Linked DNA regions of Homo sapiens: all the other regions are linked to region 3. A link is a loop called in an ENCODE intact Hi-C map of the cell type or tissue named here. Cell type or tissue: heart left ventricle. All regions are shown on one strand.

What was found. Peaks named below come from ENCODE experiments on the same cell type or tissue, not always from the same donor. Only the 100,000 strongest peaks of a DNase experiment are listed, where the experiment ranks them.
Region 1: a loop joins it to region 3, with 13 times the contacts of the local background. A loop is called at or near these places in 25 of 110 quality-filtered maps.
Region 2: a loop joins it to region 3, with 5 times the contacts of the local background. A loop is called at or near these places in 83 of 110 quality-filtered maps.
Region 4: it touches region 3 in a loop (8-fold over the local background); 90 of 110 quality-filtered maps call a loop at or near these places.
Region 5: it touches region 3 in a loop (9-fold over the local background); 48 of 110 quality-filtered maps call a loop at or near these places.
Region 6: a loop joins it to region 3, with 5 times the contacts of the local background. A loop is called at or near these places in 28 of 110 quality-filtered maps.

What each region holds. Positions count from the first base shown.
Region 1 is chr1:46,475,127-46,479,126 of GRCh38, forward strand. No RefSeq gene overlaps it. Among named protein-coding and RNA genes, the nearest start is that of DMBX1, 13 kb to the right of the region's middle. In heart left ventricle, a CTCF peak has its summit at 2,472 (motif pointing right); a DNase peak (open chromatin) is centred at 2,475; H3K27me3 peaks cover 3,132 bases.
Region 2 is chr1:46,617,462-46,621,461 of GRCh38, forward strand. No RefSeq gene overlaps it. Among named protein-coding and RNA genes, the nearest start is that of MOB3C, 2.7 kb to the left of the region's middle. In heart left ventricle, no CTCF peak of the experiment used is centred here; no DNase peak of the experiment used is centred here; H3K4me3 peaks cover 235 bases; H3K27ac peaks cover 5 bases.
Region 3 is chr1:46,723,551-46,727,550 of GRCh38, forward strand. No RefSeq gene overlaps it. Among named protein-coding and RNA genes, the nearest start is that of EFCAB14, 6.4 kb to the left of the region's middle. In heart left ventricle, a CTCF peak has its summit at 1,877 (motif pointing left); DNase peaks (open chromatin) are centred at 591 and 1,871; H3K27ac peaks cover 900 bases; H3K27me3 peaks cover 174 bases.
Region 4 is chr1:46,531,005-46,535,004 of GRCh38, forward strand. It overlaps TMEM275 (transmembrane protein 275), which reads right to left. Exons shown (of 4, transcript NM_001396071.1): 2 at 3,451-3,579; 3 at 2,935-3,037; 4 at 1,162-2,646. The coding sequence starts at 2,523. The coding sequence ends at 1,990. Among named protein-coding and RNA genes, the nearest start is that of TMEM275, 2.5 kb to the right of the region's middle. RefSeq lists silencers at 1,976-2,175, 2,306-2,395. In heart left ventricle, a CTCF peak has its summit at 1,980 (motif pointing right); DNase peaks (open chromatin) are centred at 2,027 and 2,345; H3K4me3 peaks cover 956 bases; H3K27ac peaks cover 460 bases; H3K27me3 peaks cover 1,418 bases.
Region 5 is chr1:46,444,579-46,448,578 of GRCh38, forward strand. LINC01398 (long intergenic non-protein coding RNA 1398) reads right to left here. Exons shown (of 3, transcript NR_121680.1): 2 at 2,874-3,311; 3 at 2,095-2,567. It also overlaps the pseudogene FAAHP1. Among named protein-coding and RNA genes, the nearest start is that of LINC01398, 3.1 kb to the right of the region's middle. RefSeq lists enhancers at 3,241-3,752, 3,753-4,000. In heart left ventricle, CTCF peaks have their summits at 2,432 (motif pointing right) and 2,636; DNase peaks (open chromatin) are centred at 2,453 and 3,973; H3K4me3 peaks cover 581 bases; H3K27me3 peaks cover 2,498 bases.
Region 6 is chr1:46,400,649-46,404,648 of GRCh38, forward strand. It overlaps FAAH (fatty acid amide hydrolase), which reads left to right. Exons shown (of 15, transcript NM_001441.3): 2 at 1,443-1,556. Among named protein-coding and RNA genes, the nearest start is that of FAAH, 8.3 kb to the left of the region's middle. In heart left ventricle, no CTCF peak of the experiment used is centred here; a DNase peak (open chromatin) is centred at 1,642.

The DNA.
Region 1 (4,000 bases), 250 kb before region 3:
GGGTGATTTTTCCTGTTGCTCCCTGGGAGCAGCCTGGGGTTTCAGGTCTAAGGAGCCTCAAGGAACATGCCATCCAGCCTTCCTTCTCTGGCCTCACCTGGAAATCTCTCTGGCATGGGAAGCTCAGCACCTCCCTGGGCTGCCTCTCTCATTGCTAAGTGCCTCCTCATTTGGAGTACTGATTGGTCTTTCAGGACTTACTTTAGATCAAGATTTACCTTAGACCAAGACCCCTCCGAGGCCCTCACCCCACAACCAAGACAACCTTCCAGGGTTTTGGAGCCAGAAGGTAGGTCTCATTTGCTCACCTGGGCCCTCATCCCTCCTCCTGGCCACAGATCTTCTGATTGATGTATAGTATGTGTGTGGAAATGTTATAAGAGTCTGGGGGTGGATGGCTGGACCCACTACAGGGCCCTAGAGAGGCAGGGGAGATAGTGGAAGGAGCCCTGGGTGAGTGCAGGACACCCGGGTTCCAACCCAGATCATCTGCTGGTGACCATGGGTGAGTTACCCACATGGCTCACCCTAGTCTGCCTCCCCACAACAACCCCTCAACAAAGGCCTGCCAGGCAAGGTGGCTCACGCCTGTAATCCTAGCACTTTGGGAGGCCGAGGTGGGTGGATCCCTTGAGGACAGGAGTTCGAGATTAGCCTGGACAACACAGTGAAACCCCATCTCTACTAAAAATACAAAAATTAGGCGGGTGTGGTGGTGGATGTCTGTAATCTCAGCCACTCAGGAGGCTGAGGCAGGAGAGTTGCTTGAACTTGGGAGGCAGAGGTTGGCCACTGCACTTCAGCCTGGGCAACAGAGCGAGACTCCATCTCAAAAAAACAAAACAACAATGCAAAAAAAACAAAAACAAAAACAAAACAAAGGCCATGGCTGAGAAAAGGGGATGATGAAGTCAGCTTCTCTCCCTCAGGGGACTGGGTAGATCAATGCTTTAGGGGGTAAAAGTTATGAATTTGGGGCTGGACAGTCTATAAGCATAGTCTAATTAATACTCCTTCCACCCATGCATACACAGCACCACGTGGATAGAAGAAAATGAGGCAGAGTAGAAAGTGGGATTGGAGCCGGGCACAGTGGCTCATACCTGGAATCCCAACACTTTGGGAGGCCAAGGCGGGAAGATTGCTTTAGCCTAGGAGTTCGACACCAGCCTGGGCAACATGGTGAAACCCCGTCTCTACTAAAAATACAAAAAATTAGCCAGTAGCTGGGACTATAGATGGTACACACTTACAGTCCCAGCTACTTGGGAGGCTGAGGTGGGAGAATCACTTGAGCCGGAAAAGGGTAGGTAGGTGGGGTTTGAGGCTGCCAGTGAGCTGTGGCTGATTGCACCACTGCACACCAGCCTGGGCAATAGAGTGACATCCTGTCTTAAAAAAAAAAAAGAAAAAGAAAGAAAGAAAAGAAAAAGAAAAAAAGAAAGAGGGCTCTTGGGCCTGACTGTGTGTGCTGGGGTACACCATGGAGGGGCTGGAAGGCAGGGTTCTGTCCTGTCCTGAAGGGTGCCTGGTAGGCTAGGAGCCTTGGCACTTGGGCCAGCTGGACAAAGCTCCCTTCTGGGCTTCACAACAGGAGAGAAAGGCTGGGCCTGCCTTAGAGAGGACCCTTGGGACAGGCCAGAGAGGGAGGGAGAGGAGCCAAGCCTGGCTCACAAACCTCCCCTGACCCCTGCCAGGTCTGGGCCTCAGACCACGGCACTGAACTCAATCTGTTCTGCCCACTGCCCCCACCATGTCTCATAGTCCAGAGGCTACAGATGTCCAAGCTGTTTGCCTCTGCTGAGTGGCCACCCTCAGTGCCCCCAGCAGGGGCCTAGCCATCAGTCACAAGGCTGCCAGTCCTCAGGGCTGGACATGCAGAGCTGGATGTGGACCAGTGGATGGCAGGCAGCAGGGGGCACTGACTGCTACGCATGGGCTGCCTTGGAGGCCTCCCTATGCCTTCCCTGCCCCCTTTTCTCTCCCCCAGCCCACCTGTGCCCTCACCTGTGCCCATATCTCCATTCCCCTGTCACCTGGGTCTACTTTACCTGCCATGTCTCTGGGCCCTTCTCACCTGTGCCCCTCTGATTTGTCCCCTCTCTCTTCCTTCATCAGATCCCTCTCCCTTACCCCTCCTCTCCAGTCTCAGGGCCACTTCACCCCAGACTGACTTCTCCTGTTTCCTGTGTCGGTCTCTCCCTCCCGCTCCGTACCTTAGGGGTGGAAAAGTCAAGATTCAGCCTTTGAAACTCCATCTTTCCAACCTTGCTGCCCTTACCTCAGCCTGGCCCTCTCCTTTTCGAGGCAGCTGCCAGTGGGGGAATTGGAACATCAAGGCAGAATGGGTTTTTTGACCCAACCACGGGCATGTGGAGGTGAGAGGTGAAGGCCTTGTGTGATTGCGGGAGTACATAAAGAGCCTGGGAGGGGCACCCAGGGGAGAGGGTGCAGTTCTGAGAGCCAGACAGCAGGGGGCGGCCGATCCTTGGTGACGTCTGGTTTGTTCCTGTTCTTCAACCCCCTGGCTGGAATTACCCAAAGGGGTAAGTGTTGAGTACATTGTGGGTGGAACCCTAGGGCCCTCAGAAGGGGCAAGCTTTCTCCCAGTCTGAAGTTGGTCCTGGATTGTTAGCTTTTTAAAGAAACCCTTATCTGTTACCCCCAAAACCCCTCTCTATTTGAAATCCTGCAAGGGATGAGTGAGCTTGGGGTTTAGACCCTTGGAGGAAAGGGAGGGGAAAAACGCATTTTGGTTTTCCTGGGGAGCGCTATCTCCTCTGTCCTCAATCCTCAGGGAGGCTGGCATCTTGCCTCTTAAATGGTCCTATTTTGGGTTACAGAAGGAGTAAGAGTCTCCCTCCCAGCCCCCAAAGAATCCCCCTCTCTCATCTACAGGCAGCGTCCTCGCTCCACGGAACTCTCATACCTACACCAGCTCTGGAAGGGAGCAAGCCCAGGGCGTTCCCTATAGACCTCCTGTCCTGTGCTAATTGGCACAGAGGAGGGAGAAGGGTCTGGGAGGAGTGGGCCCTCCGTATGTGACAGTGTGACAGCAGGTGCATTCACCGTGTGTGCACAGGTGTGTGTGTATGAGAGAACCACAGTCCGGTCTGTTCTGTCGGTGAGTCCTGACATGAGTGTTTCAGTGCTCCCTTACCCCACTTTTGAGGAAGGAGCTGAGCCTGAGTGTGAGGTCACAGCAACTGTGTGTGACACTGATGCCAATTAGGTGGAGTAGCCCTCTGGGGCCTGCGTCACCACCCTCTTTGTCCTCAGTGCCTGCAAACTCACTATTAAAGTTTTTATCCTCGGGAAGGAAGGCACTGCCTCAGATTTTGAATAATATAATTATTATATTACATTAATAATGTGATGGGACAGCATGAGAACCCAATGTACTGGAGGGGACCCAGGAAACTGGACACAGAGGGTGGCAAGGGAGACTTCCTGAAGAAGGCTAGACTTGATGGGGAGGGGTCTTTCAGATATCCCTGTGACTGCAGACAGGAGGAACGGCCTGGTGCAGTCATTTTAGGTCCCGTAAACACCTTTCTGGGCCTCCCATGATGCTGGGAACTGGAACTGAGATCCTCAGGGTAACACGCCACCCCTCCCAAGCAGGCCATGGGAGGTTGGTAAATATTGTAATCAGATTAGTGGAGTGGAGACAGCAGAAACTATGGTGGGAAAATGCTCTGGGCTGGCCTGGCCCCCACCTCTCTCCTGGGAATCCACCCTCTTGCCCTGCCCACCTCCTCCCCTGTGGGCCCCAAGGCCATCCTGGCTCCTCAGTGACCCCTGCCAGCCTGGGTGACCCACCTGGCACCTGGCCCTCTCTGAGCCTAGTGGAGGTTTCTGCATCCTGGGTCTCCTCAGCTTAGGAGAGCGATGGGGCAGTAGAATGCCCAGCCCTGTTAACACCCTCTTCCCTAAGAAACTAGCCCTTTGGGCTGCTTTTCTCAAGCCATGGAGCCCAGGAGAGACCCCTGCCCCTTCC
Region 2 (4,000 bases), 110 kb before region 3:
ACCCTTATCCCAGCTGTTCCATTTTAGAATACCTTCTCTCCCTCCTTCCTTCTGACAAATCCAAACCACTCAAGATCTGATCTGCTCTCCCTACCACCTGGGTTCCTTCGAGGACAGACAGATATCCCACCAGCATTCAATGCACACCGTGGCCCCCAGGCCCAGGGACCAGTTGGCTGCTCTGTCTGGGATGGGAGGGAAGATTGGAGGCTTTCTAGGGTAGGAAGCCCAAAGCAGAGAGCTTAGCCATAGAAGCCACTCTGGAGGGGTGGGAGGTGAGTAGATGCGGGTAGGGGAGAGCTGGAGGCCAGAGGTGGGCATTTACCATGGCACACTGGACCTCCCTTGTGTCTGGACCTTCTGTTGCTGGATGACATGAGAACACGCTAGATCCTTAACCCAGATCATATCCTTTGCAGCAACATGGGCTGGAGCTGGAGGCCATTATCCTAAGCAGACTAACACAGGAATAGAAAACCAAATACTGCATATTCTCACTTACAAGTAGGAGCTAAACAATGAGAATACATAGATACTAGGAGGGGAACAGCAGACACTGGGGCCTGCTTGGGAGTGGAGGGCGGGAGGAGGGAGGATGAGACAAAAATACCCATCAGGTACTATGCTGCTTACCTCGGTGATGAAATTATCTGTACACCAAATCCCCATGACACAGAGTTTACTTATATAACAAACCTACACATGTACCCTTGAACCTAAAATAAAAGTAAAGAAAGAATCCCAGCTCATAGAACTGTGGGTATGTTCTTTTGTTGAGCACCAATTTTTGCCCCAGTCTAAAGTTCTCTGTATTTTTATGTCTGACTCTTAACTCTCTGCCCTGAATCCCCTATAAACAAACACTTGCTTATGGAGCAAATTAAACTATGCTTCTTTATTTATTTGATATCCTAATCAATATCTTTTATTGAGTATAACTCTCCACTCATATCAGATCAGGGGACTGGGTGATAAAGCTGACCTGGTTGCCGACCTCAGGTGCTGACAGGTCAGTAAAGGGGACAACACACAGAGATACACAAGGTCACAGCTCAGTCACCCAGAAGTGAGAATGTGGTTGTGGACTGACGGACTTTGTAAGAGTCGGGGTATTTGCAGGAAGCACATGGAACACCCAGAATGGGTATGTTTAATGAAGACATTATTTACAGGTATGGTCAAGGTGTAGGGAAACCACACAGTGTATCACCAAAGGGCTCACAAGAGCAGAGGCTGTCAACCCCAGGCTGCAGGAGTGTGGGGAAGGAATGGTGAAAGTGGGAGCTATGAGGAGGGCGCTGCTGTGGCCTAAGGTGGAGGGGCATACCCAGCTCACAGCAATCATACAGGGAAGGACAGGGGGCAAGTAAGAGGCCTCACTCTCCTCCCTCTCTCCCTCCGTCTGATCTCTGGCCAGGTTTCCCCCACTAGCTGAATCCTCCCAGAAGCTAAGAACAAGGGAACCTGTTGCTGCAGCCCATAGACGTCAGCCTCCTAGGGCGTAGAAATGGGTAGAGGGTGGAGAGCCATCTGAGGAGCCATGTGGGGTCAGGGCTGACTTCATAGGGGAAATGATTTGGAAACTGCTTGTGTTTTCCTTATCATTCAGTTCTAAATAGTTCATAAATTTCAGTGTAATTTCCTCTTTAACTCTTGAATGATTTCAAAGTATGTTTTTCAGTTTCTCAGCCTATGGGAGGTTTATGTTTTTCTTGTTGAGTTCTAATTATATTGCATTGTGGTCAGAGATCATGGTCTGGAAGATTCTTCAGAATTTGATGTGACTTCCTCTGCAGAGGCTTTGTGCAGGGTCATTTTCTGGACCTCTGAGCTGGGTTTTACAGGATAGGCAGGAGTTTTTCTGGTGAAGAGTGAACAGCACAGAACCTTACACTGTGGGAAATAGAGATGATCCATTTTGAAGGAACATCAGAAATTCCCAGCTCATCCTCAGAGTCCCTGGGTGTCTGTGGGATGGGAGGCAGGTGGAAGGGTTGGGGGAAGCGAGAGAGCCCAGATCTCTCAACTACCTGTACCCTCTTCCTGCCCTTCTCAGTCTTGGTTAGAGAGACTAGTTCTTCTAGGAGGCTCTGCTGGGGCTGAAAAGACCCAGACCTTGGAGAACAGTGTCCTGGCTTTACCGTAATTTAGCTGTGTGGCCTTGGGATGGTTCTGCCCTCTCTGATGAGACACTGTAACCCTCCAGCACTGGAGACCTACACAAGATGGGCTCTGTTCCCTGCCACTGTGTCTTGAGTATGATAAATGGCTCCAGAAGACTTCAAACAAGGCTCATCTCTGAAGCTTGGCGTGAGCCAGTGAGGACCTAGGAGAGGACGTGCCCTTTTCCACTACTCAGCCTGGGCACATGCCCCCCTCGCAGTGGGAACTCTGAGTGGCAGCAGGGTGGTGTCTACCTGCTGTGTGCCTTTGGGAAAGCCCTTGCCCCTCTCTGGGCCTTAGTTTCTACACCTCTACCATGAAAGCATCTTCTAGCCATACGAAGTACCACTCCAAGTACCTTATCAGAACCAGCTTCCTGTGCCTTCCCGCTGTAGGCCTGTATCCAGTGACTCTACTGATACAGAGTGGCCACTTCCTGGGGACTCCCCAGCCCTTCCTATGCCAAGAAAGCTCCCCCACTCCCACCCTGCCCCCCAGAATAAGATACTGCACCCTCAGTTCACCTTACCAGATGTCTGGCAGCTACTATAGCCTGATAGGGCCCACCCTCTACTCACTCTCTCCCAAGAAAGAGTTTCCATTTCAGCTTCTGCCCCTCCCTGCCCAGGAGGCAGGATCATCCGTCCTGGATTTTCCATCCTGGCCCATTGAGGAGAATGCCATGGGCACCCTTACGGCAGTCAGAGGAATTGAGGTTAAACTTCCTTTCACTTGAAGAAGACAAGGTTCAAGGGAAGATGGCAGGGGAAGACAAGGTTGACAAGGACATGCACTAAAATTCTGTGTGACCATGGACAAGGCACTTGTTCTCTGAGCCTATTTCACCTTCTCTAAAGTAAAGACAACAACAACAACATCTGCCCCACAGAAGAGCTGAGAGAATCAAATGTGATAGCACTTGTAAACAGTAGAAGGCTGTGGTCAGTCTGTTTCAGGGGTACTGCCTTCAAACACCCAGCAGGTGTTTGTGTGGAAGAGGGACTGAGCTTGTTCCAGGGTCCTGGAGAGCAGTGGGCAGACACCCAGGACAATATGAAGGGGCGCTTGGCACATCAGAGCTGTCCAACCATGCAGCCGGGATGGCTGTGCTGTTCTCTCAAGAGGGAGTGGTGCAAGCAGAAGTTACCAGTCCCGGGTGACATGGACTTCAGAGGGTTTCAGTCCCTCCAGAGACGGGGAGGGCCGTCTTGCCTCTAAGAACCTCAGGCTCCAGTGTTCTCTGCTCCAAGCTCCTCCTCCTTCCCAGCCATCTCCCCTTAAGGTAGAGGCATTCCTCTCATCTCTTCCATCTTGGGAAGGAGACCTCTGGAGGCTGGGTGGAAGCCTAGTGTGTATAAGTGCCTGAAGACAATTTCACAGCCCTCAGACCTCACCCTCAACATGGCCCCAGTAGGCATTGTCCCCTCCAACCACTTGGGTTAGTTCCCAGCCTGGGGTGCCCCACGAGTGGAGGTGATAGTTGTGGGGGAGGGGTGGTTTCACCAGTGTTCCAGGCTCAGCTTTCCATGGAACCCACTATGAAGGCTGCCCAGGAAATTCTGTCCAACCTAGCCCCTTCTCTGCTGCTGGGGTGCCTCCATGTCAGCCTCTGGGGCTGCCGCCTGGAGCAACCCCCACTTAGTTCAAAGCTCTTCTATAGAAAGCCCTCAGATTGCCCCAGTCTGGATGCACCCTCCTCCTTCCTCCACAGCACAGCATCCTTTCTCCAAGTGTGTTCAGTAACACCTGCCTCCCTGCCTCAGAGTTGCCAGCAGGGATGGGGGTTTCTTATGGTCCCCAGAGAGCTGGGTGTTATCTTTTAGCAATAATGGTAGTA
Region 3 (4,000 bases):
CCAGTTGTGGGAAAACATCTTCATTTACTGAAGAGAAAGCACTGCTTCCACTTGTCACAAGAGTCCTCTTTGACATAATCTTTTTTGATACTTTGCTATGGCTGAGGTGGGGGGAAGGAACAGAAATGAACATTTAAAAATATTTAGGTATCATGCATTTTTGTGTTACTCCTCAATGCAATAAGTCATTCTTCACTAAGCAAGCATCTTATTCTTCCTCTAACCAAGAAGGAAATTGTTGCTCAGAGATCAAAAGAGACTTGCCCAGGGACACACAGTATGTCAGCGGCAGATACTGGGGCTTGAATCTGGATCTCTCTGCCTCTGAAGCCTGAGTTCTGCACCCAGTGCCCAGTGCCATGCTGGCAGAGCCTGCTGCCTGGGGTCTTTGTCAGCAGCTCTTCTGAAAGGGACCACCAGCTGAAGCCTCTCAACTTTCCTGGGATCTACTTCTCCCAGCCCCTTCCCATTCTTTTTGCTGCTGTGCCGGCAGCTGCATCCTGTACCCTGATGAGGGGCCTGAGGACAATGGGAAGGGGAAGGATTGGGTGGTAGGAAAGGCGCCAAGCACCAAGCTAAACAATGGCTTCTCTGCCGGTGGGGCCCAAACAGCCGGAAGCAGCAACTGGTTCACAGCATTATTGTGGGCAGGGGTGAGGACTGCCCCTCCTGAGATTCTCCTTCTATTCCAGGCACATCCTCTTCTGAATTGCTGCAAACTTTTGTGTCTCTGCCAAGTAGTGGTCTCAGTTTCCCCATTTATGTGTCTTTAGCATCCAAAACAGGGCCTAGTGCTCGGGAAGGGATGGGAATCTTCTGGGCCCGTTTGCTGAATTAAAAGATGAGACGCTAAAGACTCTAAAGAGTTCCCAGGCATTGCCCTTCATCTTGATGATCCTATTTATCCATCCATCCATCCATCAAACCCACCCTGGGTGAGCCCCTACTGTGTGTGAGGTCCTGGAGAACATCAGTAATAGTCAGGTTCTGCCCTACAAGAGTTCCCAGGAAGCAGGCGATGCTGTCTCCCCCTATGCCCCATGCCCCCCACCCTGTAAATGTCATAGAAAGGTTTATAGTGGGGGTGGGGTGGGGGGAGGAGAAGCAAGCCTGGAGTAACTAGCTTTATTTTAGGGTGATAATAAAAATCCTGGGAGTAAAGAATCTGTACTGTGACCTCCCACCCTCCTGCCCATGCCTCCACTCCTGTCCCTTTCCCTGGGGCTTGAGCTGGAGTGGAGGCTGCAGCTGGCTATGGAGGGAGCCCAAGGCCAGCACCCCTGGGTTTGAATCTGAGCCTCTCCACTCACTAGCTGTGTGACCTTAGACCAGTTCCTTTTCCTCTCTGAGTCTGTTCCTCACCTGCAAATTGGACCTAACAGTGCTGACCTCCTGGCAGTTCCTGTGGTAAGAATGAAATTTAAATGGTGAACGTTAAAAGCCTTCAGGGGAATTGCTAAGTGCACTGAGTGGACAGGGAGGCTGGGAATGGAACCTCTGAGGAATCCATTTGACCTAGAAAGCCTAAACAGCACAGGCTGGGAGAGAAGGTGATTGCATCATGAAGGCAGGGCTCTTCTGACTGAGGAGGGGTCTGTGTGCATGTGTGTGTGTGTGCACGTGGACCTGTGCTCCTACTATCAAGGCTGGGTGTTTGTGGATGGAATACACAGTAGGACATGCTGAGTCAGCAAGGCCGTGTGAGAGACCCCCTAGAGAAGGCTGCCTGGGCCCTCCTGAGTTCTCTTCTGAGGGAATAACACTGGCTCTGTGTTTCTAAGTCTAGCTGCAGCTCCAGTTCCATCTGCTACCAGCCCCTCTCTACTTAAGACTGGCACTACGGAGGTGAAAAGAGAGGCACAGCTTTGTGCTGCCCTCTGCTGGTTTCTTGGACACTGTGCTTCTTAGATGGGGACAATTTCCATGCACCCAACTCACCTTCGTTAATCCCTGTGTTGGATGGTGGGGACACACAGATGAGGTCCATTTCTGCTGTGTGTGTGTGCGTGTGCGTGTGTGTGTGTGTGTGTGTGAGAGAGAGAGGAACAAAGTGTGATCAACAATATGATACAAGATGCAGAAAAGATAGGAATAGCGTGAAGGAAAGTTTTCAAAAGGTAATGATCCTTTATTCATTCATTCATTCATTCATCTGTCAAATATGTATTGTATTCCAAGACCTAACCTTTGTGCTGGAGCTATAACATGGAACAAAATACACAAAATTCCTGCCTGCATGGACCTTACCTTCTAATGAAAAGAAACAATTCGTAAGTAAGACAGATAGGTAAATTGATAGTGTTGGTTGATGAGTACTATGGAGAAAAATGAAGCAGGAATGGAGGACAGGGAGAATTGTTGGGATGATTGCCAACTCTTGTGTAACATTTGAGTAAAGACCCAAAGGAGAGGAACTTTATCTTCTGAACGTGACTGAGTAACTGGCATTGGACTTTCTGGCCTGCATAAATAACTAGACAACTGGATAAGTGTATGAAACAACTATTTAGACAACGGACAATAGTTAGCATGGAACTATGATCCCTGAGAGAAGGAAAACAAGCAAAGTGAGCCTGAAGACAACCCTAGCTTTCTGTTTGAAGGCACTTTTGGGCAGAGCAGGGAGGGGAAATCCAAGTAGATCACAGGGGTCTTTTTGTGTTGAAGTTAGAGATCTTGACATTAGGAGGGTCTGTGGCACTATAATTTCCAGGGAAGAGTACCAGAGAGGAAGAAGCTACTCAGAAAAAGAGCTTCAGAAATCTGTATAGAGGTCTCCCTTGAGTCCTTGTCTAAATACTCATGAGTATTTATATGCATGAGTTGTGCATGCATATAATAAAACTCCATAAGTGTGGGCAAATGAAAACTACTGGGGAGCTATAAGCTGAACAATTTTCAGAGTTCAGACAGGGCTGAGAGACATTCATGTTACAGTTGGAGAGTGAAGAGAACTTATCGGACACCCACAACATTCAGTAGAGGCCTCAAAAGGGTCTTGGTAGTAGGGCTAAACTAGCCCTAAAGTCTACTTTAGCACCATCCTAATAAGTCTTAAACACAAGCCTTACAAGGAACAAGCTGATGATCAAGTAAGTTAACTCCTACCAAAACAAAACAAAATTCAACATTATTGAAAGGAAGGAAACAAAAATTCAGACCCTCAACAACAGAATATTCACAATGTCCAACATCCAATAAAATTAGATACGTAAAAAAGCAGGAAAATATGACCTATAACCAGGAGAAAAATCACTCTATAGAAATAGACTCAGAAATGACAGGAATGATGGAATTAGCAGACACAGATTTTGAAGCAACTGTTCTAAATATACATTAAAAGATTTAAATGAAAACATAAACTTAATGAGGAAAGAAGTGGAAGTTATCAAATGGAACTTTTAGATTTAAAAGTATAATATCTGAACTAAAAATGCACCATATAGTTCAACAGCAGATTATATAGTATATATAGCATATGGTGTATATATAGCAGTTATATACTAAAGAAGAAAAGATCAATGAACTCGAAGACATAGCAATAGAAAACTCAGAAAGGTTAAGGGCAGAAAAATATTTAAAGAAATAATAGTCCAAAGTTTCCAAACTTGAAGATCAAAAACAGTTGTCTCAAGAAGCTCAACAAATCCTAAACAGGATATACACACAGAAAACCATACCAAGGTACATTGTAATCAATGTACCAAAAGACAAATGATAAAGATAAGACATTAAAAGGAGACAGAAAAGAAGACATATATACAAGGGAATAAAGATAAGAATGATCATTGATTTATCATTGACCAAAAGACAATGGGATAATAACTTTAAGGAGCTGAAAGAAAAAAAAAGTCAAACTAGAATTCTACATCCAGTGACAATATTCTTCAAAATGAAGGTAAAATAAAGACATTTTCAGAGTATATACCCAAAGGAATAGAAATTGTTCTATCATAAAGGCACATGCATGCATATGTTCATTGCAGTACTATTCATAATA
Region 4 (4,000 bases), 190 kb before region 3:
CATTGCAGGGCTAGAATCCTAAGGTGGTAGGAGAAGGGTGGTTCTGACCACACCCCAAGGCTGCATCAGCGGTGGCCCCTCTCACCTACTGCTCTACCACAGCAGCAGGTGGCATCTAAAGCTGCAGACCAATGCACCAGAAGAGACAGGACTGGAGCCTGGGGAAGTGGCCTTCCTTACACACATACAGGGTGGGGTTGGGGAGCTCAGAGAATAGGTCATCAGCTGTAGGTACTGGGAGCTTCAAAGGTTAAGGCCCATTGACACGTGCAAATTAATAGAGATGGCCTGCTCAGCACCTGCTCAGGCAGACTTGCTCTTCTCTAGGTCAGTGGGAGAGGAGACAGCAGGAGAGACAGAGGTGGAGATGGCGCCAGAGGAAGGAAGAGCCCAGGGCTGGTGGGAAGTGTCTGGGTCATGGCAGAGTAGTAGCAAAGCCTGTCTTGGAAACAGAAAGGGAGGCTGGTGATGAAGCCAGGAGTGGATGGGCAGGGAGTCATAGCCAGCCGGGGGCAGTGGGTCAGCATGTGCCCCAGTCACTGCTTGCCTAGGTACCTGCATGGAGACGAAGGGCTGGCCCAGAGTTGCAGTGTCTCCTCCTCAGTCCCCTGACCCCTTTTCTTTTTTGCAAGGCAGCCCCTATTCCTCTACTTGGCCCCCTCACCTACCCCCTCACCTGGACGAACCACAGGCCGGGCCCAAACTCGGCAAGTCCAGCTAGCTTGGGCAGTGTCTGGGCTTTGCACAGCCCCGTGGAGCACTTCTCCCCTCACCCTGCTCAGTGACCATGCCCTCAACCACTACTGCTGCCCTCACACCTCCACATGCATGTGTGATGTCAGACTGTTACCCAAACGCTGCCACTCCCCACCTCTTACAGGAGCCAGGCAATCACACCCACAGTCACACTCCTATGTTCATCCAGTCCCCCAATCTGACCCATCTGTTCCCACATTCATGGGCACACAGTCTTAGATACAGTCTTTTACTCATAGTCACACACTCCTCTCCCTTGAAGCCGCCTTCTAGGTCTCCAGGAGGGGCTGGTACCAGGATGCTCAGGCACTCAGCCACAGGCTGGGAGGGCCCCAGAACCCAGGGTGCTTAGCCAGAGGCCCCACAGCCACCCCTCCCTCCCGGCCTGCACTGTCACAGAGGACTGACTCCAAAGGTGCTTTATTGAGGAGTAAGGCACTGCAGGAATGCATGGTGTGCCACAGTCAGGGTGGGTGGGGGCCAGCATTGCTGGCAGTGAAAGTCACACTAGGACTTTCAGGGCTGCAGAAGCTCCCTCACCACTCACCTCTGTCAGGGCCCCAGTCTCAGCTACTCTTGCTCTTAGTCAGACAGAAAGGGTGGGGAGTGCTCACCCCGGCCCTAATTCTAGGGACCATCCTGGCCCAAGTCAGAGCCACGGCTTCTCAGCCAAATGAATCCCAAAGGTCATGTTGGGGTAGAAACAAGGAAGGTGGGGAGGGGCAGGAGAGGGGACTGGAAGCCTTTCACGGTGTGTGCAAGGACAGAGACAGCCCAGGCTGACATTCAACCCTTCTCCCTCTCTTCCTCCCACCTCACTGGGGGGACTGCTGGTGGTTAGCCCCTTCAGGGTGGGTGCTCCTTGGTTCACAGTGCCCAAATGCCAGGGGGAGGTGGCAGTGTCAGGGTTCCAGGGTCCAGGGGCCTACTTTCAGCAAGCTGGATGGGTAAGGTTTACTAGAGACCAGAGACCCTGTCTAAGGGGCCAAGGCTCTGCTGCTCCCTTCTTTGGGGTGTGACCCCTGACACCATCACCACATTCTACCCAGGAGTTTGGGAGATGGAAAAGATGAGGCCACCTGAGCCCAGCACCAGACCCTTGTAAAAAAGAAAGGAAGGAAGGAAGAAAAGGTTTTCTTTTTTCTTTTTCTTTTCTTTCTTTTCCCCCCTTAAATGGCACTGAAGGAAGGGGAATGAACCCGGACAGCGGAGTCACGGCGGGGCCCTGGTCCGCTAGGGGGCGGCGCGCGCCCGGGGTGGGTTGAGCTGGACTCCTTCCGAGCGCAGCGCGCAGACGGCCGCGGGCGCCGGGGCCTCCAGGGCGAGGGGGCTGGGGCCGGGGCTGGAGCAGCCGGAGGACGCGGCGGAGACGGCAGGGCTGAGCTGCACGGCCGTGGTGTCCTGTGCCGTGGGCTCGCTGCTCTCCATCTCCAGCGCCACGGGCCCGGCGCGGCCGCCACCCTGGCCCGGGCCCGCCGCGGCCGCCGAGCGCCCACGGGGCGCGAGGCCCCGGCGGCTACACACGCAGCAGGCCGCGAAGAAGCCGAGCGCCAGCACCAGCAGCGCCAGCCCCACGACGAGCAGCGCGTTGTGCTCGGGCAAGAAGGAGGCGAAGGCGCCTGCCAGCGTCACGTTCACGCCCGCCAGCAGCGCGCACAGACCGCAGGCGCAGCACAGCGCCGGCGACGGCAGGCCGGGCACCCGGCCCCGGGCGCGTTCCGCGGGCGCCGGGACCGGTGGCCCCTCGCTCTTTTCTGCCGGCGGCATCGGCCTGCGCACGCCAGGCACGCATCAAGCTCCCTCCTGCCGCCGGCCCGGAACAGCCCAACTGCCAGGAGCCTCCTCACGCTGGTCCTGTGGGCAACTGCCAGGAGCCTCCTCACGCTGGTCCTGTGGGCACACAGCAAGAGGGCGGCGTCAGCAGGGTATCTTGACCTCCAGTCCTAGGCTCCGTCTGTAGCTACACTGAGTGCCTGGGTGGGCAGAGGTCATCTTGGCCAGCCCCCTGCCTCTGCCTCTGGGAAGCAACAAACCATCCCATATGTGAAGAATCGACTTGTTTCCCCACCTAGTTCCGGGGGTCCCTCGTGGCCAATCTTGCCATCCTCCCTCTCTCCTCACTTTTTTGTCCTCCAAACAGACGCTGCCCCTCCAACCCCTCTCCTCCAGGAAGCCTACCTGAACTCATTTGAGTGAGATAGTGGCTGGAAAGTGCTCAGCACAGTGTCCAGTTCAGCTTAGGTGCTCATCACATGATAATCATCGTCTTCAGTAGTCCTAACTAGTAAGGCAAATGGCAGCTCTTGGGATTTAGGCAACTCACTCTCTCAAGTGGAAGAGGCCTTGGAAATCATCTGACCTTGCCCCCCACCCCCACCCCCTTATTCAGATGAAGAAACCGAGGCTCCCAGAGGTCTAGCAGTTTATCCAAGATCCAGAACCAGGACCCAAATGACCATGCCACTTGGCCTCAGTATCCCCACCCTAGACTCCGGTAGGCATAGCAATGACACTGACTCTCCTGAACATCAGATGAGGCCCTGGAGTGAGTGGCCACGTGAGAGTGAGGAGCTCCTGATGGTTCAGACGGTCAGTGAGAGGGCACAGTCCCCACATCGGCTGGCTTGGGCTGGAGCAGATCTAAAGCACCAGGGCCCTTTCTAGACTGGGCATTCTATTAAATTCCAATCCTACCTCCATTCCACTCCCCATTGTTTTACTGTTGAACCTGGATTCAAAAGCCTAATTGCTGGATGCTAGAATTCCTTTCTAGGATTCTCTAGATGTCTCTGGTTCTGGGATCTATCACTGGATTCTAGAATTCTGGAAATGCATGCAGAAACAAGAGTAATAAAATTAGAGTCTAGGGATTTATGATTTCTATTTGAGAATTCTGTTCTATAACGCATAAGATCATAGTTGGTACAAAGGCCCTCAAAGGACGAGATCTTAGCTAGTGAGCTGTGTTAGAATTGTGGGGAAAAAATGCCAGAAAAGGGTCCTGGATGGGGATGAAAGGGAAGTAATCAGATGGTACCGCGGGTCTGAGGGGAGCATGCAGGGTGAGGAGCAGTGAGTGAGTGTGACCTTCACAGGGGGCCTGACTCTCCTGCTTCCATCTTCTCTTCTGTAATGTGGGGCTAATCATAGAACCCACCTCATAGGGTACAGTGATAATTAAATACTTTAAGCTAAATAAAGCGCTTAGAACAGTGAGTATTTAATAAATGTTAACCATGCCCTT
Region 5 (4,000 bases), 280 kb before region 3:
GGCACAGACAGATTAAGGGACTGGGCCAAAGCCACACAGCCAATTGAAGTGGAGGAGCTAGGACTTGAAACAGGTGATCTGACTCCAGAGACAAAGGCAAATAAAGCCTCAAATGATATCATCACAAAGCAAAGAAAACAGGTTTGAATTCCTACAAGGACGTTTGGATTTCGTGGCAGGGACTCAGGCTTAGCCCCCATGTTCCTGGGCCTGTTTTGGGCCAAGGCAATGCTTTCACTGTGGAAGGGTAACCAGGCTCTGGATCAGGGATTAGCATGCTCTTCTTTCTCTTGCTTGAACATTGAGTGGATGCTCGGCTTTCTCTTTCGTCATTATAATCAGCATTCTGCACAGGGAGCAAGTTTTACATGTTAACCCTGAAGAACTATGGGCAATAAAATCAGAACAGTCTTTTCAGGTTTCACTGAGAGCTGAGGAAGCCTGGAATTCTGAGATCTAGGTCATTTTTACCTTAATATAGATTGGGAAAGGGATGTTTGGACTAAAGCATACCTAGACCAACCGTTGGTACGGAGGCCCAGAATAGCATGGGTGATGAACAGAGCCAGGCAAGGGGCCTGTGAAGCAGGCTCTGAGTTCCCGACCTTCTCTACTGGCAGGCGGTAAGAGGATCCGTCGGAGTTCTGGTGACTGTGCAGTGCATTGCTTTGCCATGGGAAGAGGAGCTGTGTCTCCGGTTCATGAAGGAGGTGGACACCTTGGTCAAGAATCAGAGGGGGCCCAAGTGATAGGCTCCTGGAATGGAGTAACAGCTCATGAAACACGGGGCTGGTTGTGGTGGCTCATACTTGTAATCCCAGCAGTTCAGGAGGCAGAGGCTGGCAGATCGCTTGAGGCCACGAGTTTGAGACCAACCTGGGCAACATAGTGAGACCCTGCTTCTAAAGCATTTTCTTGGTGTTACTCCTGTAGATCCTCACCCAAGTGTGCTCCTGATGCCCCTTCCTTCTCATGAATACCATGTCCACCTTATGTCTCCTCCTTCTGGAACCCCACCAGGTTCCTTTTCTTTGTTGGTCCCTCTGTGTGGGTGCTCAATATTCCTCAGATGGGCCCAGGATGGGGAGCAGGGTGAGGAGCTCAATAAACATTTTCTGACTGGCCCCGGCCTCATGATCTCTGGTCTGGGTGAGGCTGTAATCTCCTGGTGGTCTTCTGCCTCTAGCTGCTTTCCTCCAATTCAGTCCCCCTGATGCTACCCCAGACTGCAGTGGAGAAAGAGCCCCAAACAGAGAGGCTGGAGATCTGGGTCCAAGTCCTGACTCTGTCCGTGACTTGCTGTGTGATGCTGGGAAGTCCCTTCATCTCTCTGGACCTGAGTTTTCTCATCTGAGTTTCAGATTGAGGGGGTTAGATTTGATAAGGTCTATGGTACCTACCAGCTTGACCATTCTGTGAGCTGTGATTTCTAGGCACTGTCCTGATTAAGAACTTGCCATGATTCCCACTGACGTCTGGAGAGGGCTCCAGAGAGCAAGGCTGAGACAGTGGAACCCAGTCAGAGTGGAGCTTGGGTTAGGACCTAGACCCCAGGCTCACAGTTCAGTGCTTTTGCCACAAAACACCAATTCCTTGGTCTGACATCAGCATGTCTCCAGGATCCTCCATAGCCTCCTCTCCCATGGCTCCACCACAGCACTGCCTCCTTCCGTTCCCTCAAACTGGAGCCTTCTCACCAGCACAAGCCCACCTTATGCTTCTGGCTCCATGTCGCTATTCAGATTGTTCCCTCCACCTGAACACCATTGCTGCTTTCTGTGTCCTTCAAACCCTGTGTCAAATACCACTTCCTCCAGAAAGCCTTTCTTGATCCCTCCAACATACCCCCCCCATTATTTTCCCTTCATCTGAACTCTCTTGAGATCCTCCTCCCATCAAATCTCTCCCTTCCCCCATCCCATTCCTCTTTGTAGCCCTACTTCCGCCAACTATGCAAATTAACGAACTCACTTTTCCCTGTGCTTCATAGGACAGATCTTCTGAAGACAATGCAAAGGGATGGAATTCATCCATGCATGCTACATTTTTTGAGTACTCCCACTGAACACAAATGTGAAATTTCAGCCAGAAAAATCCTGACTTAAAAGAATTTAACTCAGATGAAGACCCCAGGAATTGCACAGCAGAGGGGGCAGCCCTGCCTCTGCCTCCCATAGAAGGAACCACTCGGGGTGTCCAGGTGCTGGATGGACAGGGCTATTGCTGACGTCACGTGTCCCCCCACACCAACTCTACCACAGAGTCTGAGATCTCTGCAGGAGAGGGAGCCTCAGAGTTTCCCCTCAGATTGGGTTAGTAGGGCTGGTGCCCTGTGTTCCCTGCCCTGTAAGAGGGAGGTCTGAGTAGCTTGGAAAAGGTAAGAGACCTCAGGTGTCTCCTGCCTCTTCTTCCTGCATCCCATTGCTGGCGCGGCATTCTGGGCACCAGGGGGCAGAATTGAGCTTCACAAGGCTCAGGCAGCCCTTGCCCTCTGCTCTTAGATCCACTGTCGCTGCGACTTCTCCAGTGAGATCCTTTGCTCAAACTCCATTGCGCTGATGGGGAAACTAGCGAGTGGAAGGACAGAGATAGAGGGATGCAGGAATTAGCAGGCACTTTGGCTTTAGGTTAAATATTTGCAGATTTTAAGATGGAGGTAGAATTCTATTTTGGCTGGAATTAGCCTGGGGAAAAGTGGTGGCAGATACCAGCTCGAAGGACTGAATAAATGGGAAGCCCTATGCTAGGCGCAGACTTCTTTTCGGCTTGGGCTTTCTCTAGTATCTCCTGAGCTGATGTTTGGAGTCATCAACCTCCCCACCTCCAGCGCCAGCTCCAGTGCTGACCCCTAACCTCTGACTCGTGACAACTACCTGCCAGCACCATCTTCATCTGAAATCACTCCGTGATCTGTGACTGTGGATGTCATTTGCTGTCTTGCTGTGGGGGCCTCTTTGAGGTCCATGTGTGGGTACATATGGAACCTCCTGGACCATATGTCTCCTCCTCCCCTTCCCACTCCTATTCCTTCCACCATGGAGGGTTTGGTTGGGGTACAACACGGGTCCAGGTTCTGGCTCTCTTTCCTCTGAGACATTGTGCAAGTCTCCAGCTTCTCTAAGCGTCTGTAACTTGGGGCTGAAGATCACGTCTGTCCAGCTGCAGGATGAGACAGACCCTCAGAAACCGAGGGAGCAGGTGGGAGGGACTCGGGCTCCGGCTCCCCAGTCGCTGTGGGGTGAGGGGCCTGCTCAGGTCTGGGTGTCTGTGCCCAGAATTCACGGGGAGGAGCCAGCCCCTCATGCGGGTGCCTGTGAGAGAGCAACAGGGTGGGTCACTCCAGCGGAGGAATTTAGCTGAGAAACAGGAGCATTCCCAGGGTGAGGGGCTCTAGAAAAGCTGGGACTAAGGGCCCTGACTAGGACGTTACGGGAAGGGGGTCTTGAATTCTGATCTCGTTTCTGCCTAAGACCTATCGCCTTTTTGAACCTCAGTTTCCCCTTTGGCTGCATAGGGAAGGGGTGCCCACATGCCCCCGCCCGCATTCAGTTCGAAGGACCAGCCAGTAGGCCCTGCGCCGCCCAGGGACCGCCCGGCCTTTGCGTCCGGCCCAGCTCAAGCCCCTTCCGCCGCGCGCGGCCTCGGGAGCGCTGGGCAGGCAGCCCGGGTGGGAGCGCCCACGTCTCCCGCGGACACGGACGGACGGATGGACGGGCGGCCGCGCAGGCCCGCGCCCCGCTCCCGCCCCGCCTGCCGCGCCTCCCGGGGCGCCCGCATTAAAGCGCATATGCAAGCCATGAATTATCAACTGAAAGGAGTCAATTACCGGCTCTAAAAACGAGTGTCTGCGCTCGCAGCGCCCCGGGCCATCCGCCTATTTACGGAGCGATCTACCCCGCCCGGCTGGGGAGGGGGCCTCGGGAGGGAGAGAGACGGAGAAACGGAGCCCGAGACCGGGAGAGAGCCGGAGAGGCAGGGACTGGAGAGTCTGGGACACGAA
Region 6 (4,000 bases), 320 kb before region 3:
GTGATGAGCTTAGAGGAAGGACAGGGAAGGTGGACAGGTGACAGGAATAGCCCAGTGAGCTGGTTTGGGCTCCATTGCCTCGGGCTGGGTAGGGGATCTGGGGGATGTGGGATGAGTGGAGAGCCTGGAGTCAGAGGTGCTTAGGGGAGGAGTGGAAGCCAGGGTAGGGGAGGAGGGTAAGAGGGGAGGGGAGGAGGGGAAGGGTAGAGGGGAGAAGGGGAAGCAAGGGGAGGTGAGGAAGGGAAGGGGAGAAGGGAAAGGAAGGGGAGGGGAGGAAGGGAAGGGAAGGGTAGAGGGGGAGGAGGGGAAGCAAGGGGAGGGGAGGAAGGGAAGGGTAGAGGGGGAGGAGGGGAAGCCAGGGGAGGGGAGGAGGGAAAGGGTAGAGGGGAGGAGGGAAACCAGGGGAGGGGAGGAGGGGAAATTGGGGAGGGAAGAGGGGGAAGTGGGGAGGGGAGGAGGGGGAAGCAGGCCAGGGGAGGAGGGGGAGTAGGGGGAGGGGAGTAGGGGGATTAGGGGGAGGGGAGGAGTAGAAGCAGGGTTGGAGGGGTGGGAGGAATGGAAGCAGGAGGAGGGGAAGCCTTCTCCCAGAATCAGAGAGGGAAGAGAAGGTACCCAGAGCTCTGTCTCTCCCCACATCTGGCATCTTCTTATCCTTCAAATCACAGCTGAAATGTGGTTTCTTCAGATAGGCAGCCTTTAAGAACTGGAACACTCACTGTGAGGGTCTGCGGCTTCATTCTTGAAGTCAGTGAGACCAAGAACCCACCAATTCCGGACACAGAATGAATGTGTAAACCCTTCCTTTTGGGTGTGGCCTTCAGTCACAGACCCAGCCTCCCAAGATGGGGTCTTCTTGTTTTTGCCCTTCCCTGCTAGAGGTTGGCAACCCCCTGAGTAGTGTTCAGAGCTGCTCTGTGGGTGTGGGGATGGCATGGGGTCAGGTGCAGGCAGATGGCTGGTGGGCAAGAAGGCACCTCTCTCTCAGCCTCAGTTTATCTGTGCAATGGGAATGGCAGTAAGACTTAATCAAAACATGGATGACATCAGCGTGGTGTTGGCACACAGAAGGCAGCCACTGCTGGTGTATATTTGTAGTGGTTTAATCATCAGTCTGGAGCTAGGCACAGTAGCATGTGCCTGTAGTTCCAGCTACTCGGGAGGCTGAAGTGGGAGGATCACTTGAGCCCAGGAGTTCAAGTCTAGCCTGGGCAACACGGCCAGACACTGTCTCTAAGGAAAAAAAAAACCTACTTGGGCAGGTCGGCTCGCTGGGCACCCCTTCAACAAGCTTCTGGAGGAGACAGAGCTGCATTCTCTAGGGATGGCAAGGGCCTGCCCAGGCTGGGCCATGTCAGAGCTGCTGGGGCATGGGCCACTGGTGTCTGCTGCAGGCCCATGAGACTTCGGCGAGTAGGGGACTGATCCGAGTTTGTTCCCCACAGAACCCAGACCTGGACTCAGAGGCGCTGCTAGCCCTGCCCCTGCCTCAGCTGGTGCAGAAGTTACACAGTAGAGAGCTGGCCCCTGAGGCCGTGCTCTTCACCTATGTGGGAAAGGTAAGGCCAGCCAAGGCCAGCCCCTCCCTGGGAAAGGTAAGGCCAGCCAAGGCCAGCCCCTCCCTTTCCCCTCCCTCTGTCCGCACAGGCTGTGGGGAAAACCTGGCCTGGAGTTAGTCCTGCTGGGGGCCATGGTGGGACCTACAGTGCCAGGGACTGCCAGGGAGGGAAGGAGCCAGAGCGTGTGCGTGTGTGTATGTATGTGTGTATGAGACACTGAGCATGCTGTCTTAGCTAGTAACCTGGCTTTTAGCCCAGACTTCCCTCTCCCTCCTGCCTCCACCCCATTGGGCAACAAGTCTGGTCTGTTCCCTTCTTTTTTTTTGAGATGGAGTTTCGCTCTTGTTGTTCAGGCTGGAGTGCAATGGCACAATCTTGGCGCACTGCAACCTCCACCTCCTGGGTTCAAGCAATTCTCCTGCCTCAGCCTCCCAAGTAGCTGGGATTACAGGCATGCACCACTACACCCGGCTAATGAAAAGAAAAAAAATTTTTTTTTTTTTTTTGAGATGGAGTCTCGCTCTGTTGCCCAGGCTGGAATGCAGTGGCATGATCTTGGCTCACTGCAGCCTCCACCTCCTGGGTTCAAGTGATTCTTCTGCCTCAGCCTCCTGAGTAGCTGGGAGTACAGGCACCTGCTAACACACCCAGCTAATTTTTGTATTTTTAGTAGAGATGGGATTTTACCATGTTGGTCAGGCTGGTCTGGAACTCCTGACCTCAAGTGATCCACCCGCCTCGGTCTCCCAAAGTGCTGGGGTTACAGCTGTGAGCCACTGCAGCTGGCCCCCAACTAATTTTTTGTATTTAGTAGAGACGGGGTTTCACCATGTTGATCAGGCTGGTCTCAAACTCCTGACCTCAGGTGATCCACCCGCCTCGGCCTTCCAAAGTGCTAGGATTACAGGCGTGAGCCACCATGCCCGACCCCGTCTTTTTTTTTGAGATGGGAGTCTTGCTCTGTCGCCCAGGCTGGAGTGCAGTGGCATGATCTTGGCTCACTACAACCTCCACCTCCCGGGTTCAAGTGATTCTCATACCTCAGCCTCCCGAGTAGCTGGGATTATAGACATGCACCCCCATGCTTGGCTAATTTTTGTATTTTTATTTGGCCGGGCTGGTCTGGAACTCCCAACCTCAGGTGATCCTCTGAAAGTGCTGGGATTACAGGCGTGAGCCACCGCGCCTGGCCTGTTCTCTTCTTTTACCCAGCCCTCTCCTGTCTCCATCCCCTTTGGCCACCCTGGCCCGCCACCACCATCTCCCGCCATGCCCAAGCACCAGCCTCCTGGTCAGGTGCCCTCTTGTGTCCCCAGCTCTTCAGGCCATCTCTTGTACTCCTCCTCTGTGTGTGGCATCACCTCTGGCCAAGGCCTTCTGGAGCTTGGGTGTCAGCAGCTCTGCACTGGCTTGGGTGGGGCTCCTTTACCTGGAAGGCTGTTTCCCTCTTCTTTGCCCCTGTCCGTGCCACGGGCTCCCCTGGCTGAGCCTTCGGGGCTCAGAGCAGGAGGCACCGTCTTCCATTCGCCACCTGAGGTAGGGTTTCCTCTTCCAGGCCTACTCTCATTCTAATAGCACATTTCTCATCACAGTGTCAGGCTTGTCTTCTCTATCTCTTTCCCATGGGGGGTCTTTGTGGACAGAGCTTGTCTCATTTGTCTTTGAACCTTAGTGCTCAACATGTTGCATTTCACGTAATAAATGCTCAAGAAATATGTTTGAAAAGAAAGGGAGGGAGGGAGGAAAGAAGGAGACAAATTGTGCTTTGAGTGTGGCCTGCATGATTTCTTGAAAGGGTGTGGGACAGTGAGTGTGACCCCTAGGCAGGTGAACTTGTCTGGGTGCAGTGTATGTGACAATGCTGTGGGGGCTGCAGCTGAGGAAGCGAGCGCATGCTGGGCTGGTGTCACTGAGAGGGGGCACGTACATAGTCTCAGCAGATGGTCTTGCTTCTTCCCTGTCAATGTCCCTGAAAGGCTCCTGCCCTTCCTAGTTAATCTAGTCTATCTGGTTAGATTAGCCTTCTCTGTTCCTGCCTCGGGTACCCCGGGGACAGATTTTGCACATGCCTGAATATGGCAACACAGCCCACCCTGTTTCCCCCAGATACTCCCCAGGAGCAGGAATATTTACTGAAAGCTGCATCTCACTCTGCCCTCACCTTTCCTTCTGTAGGACCCTGTGTGGTGAGGTTTGAGCATTCTAGGCAGATTTCCACTATTAGCATGTTCTTCCCTTTTGTCAAGCTCCTACTCCACATGGCTTGATTATCAAATTCAAGATTTCCTGGGTAAGGGGAGGCTTGACTGGGCTACATGTGGGGAAGGCGTGGGGTTGAGGAGAGACTGCTGGGCTCCGGGAGGCAGGAGTCTGGTCTAGTCCTGCTCTGTGGTTGCCCTTCAGTGTGACCAGTGATGGGGCGCTGCCCCTGTCTGGTTTCTGTC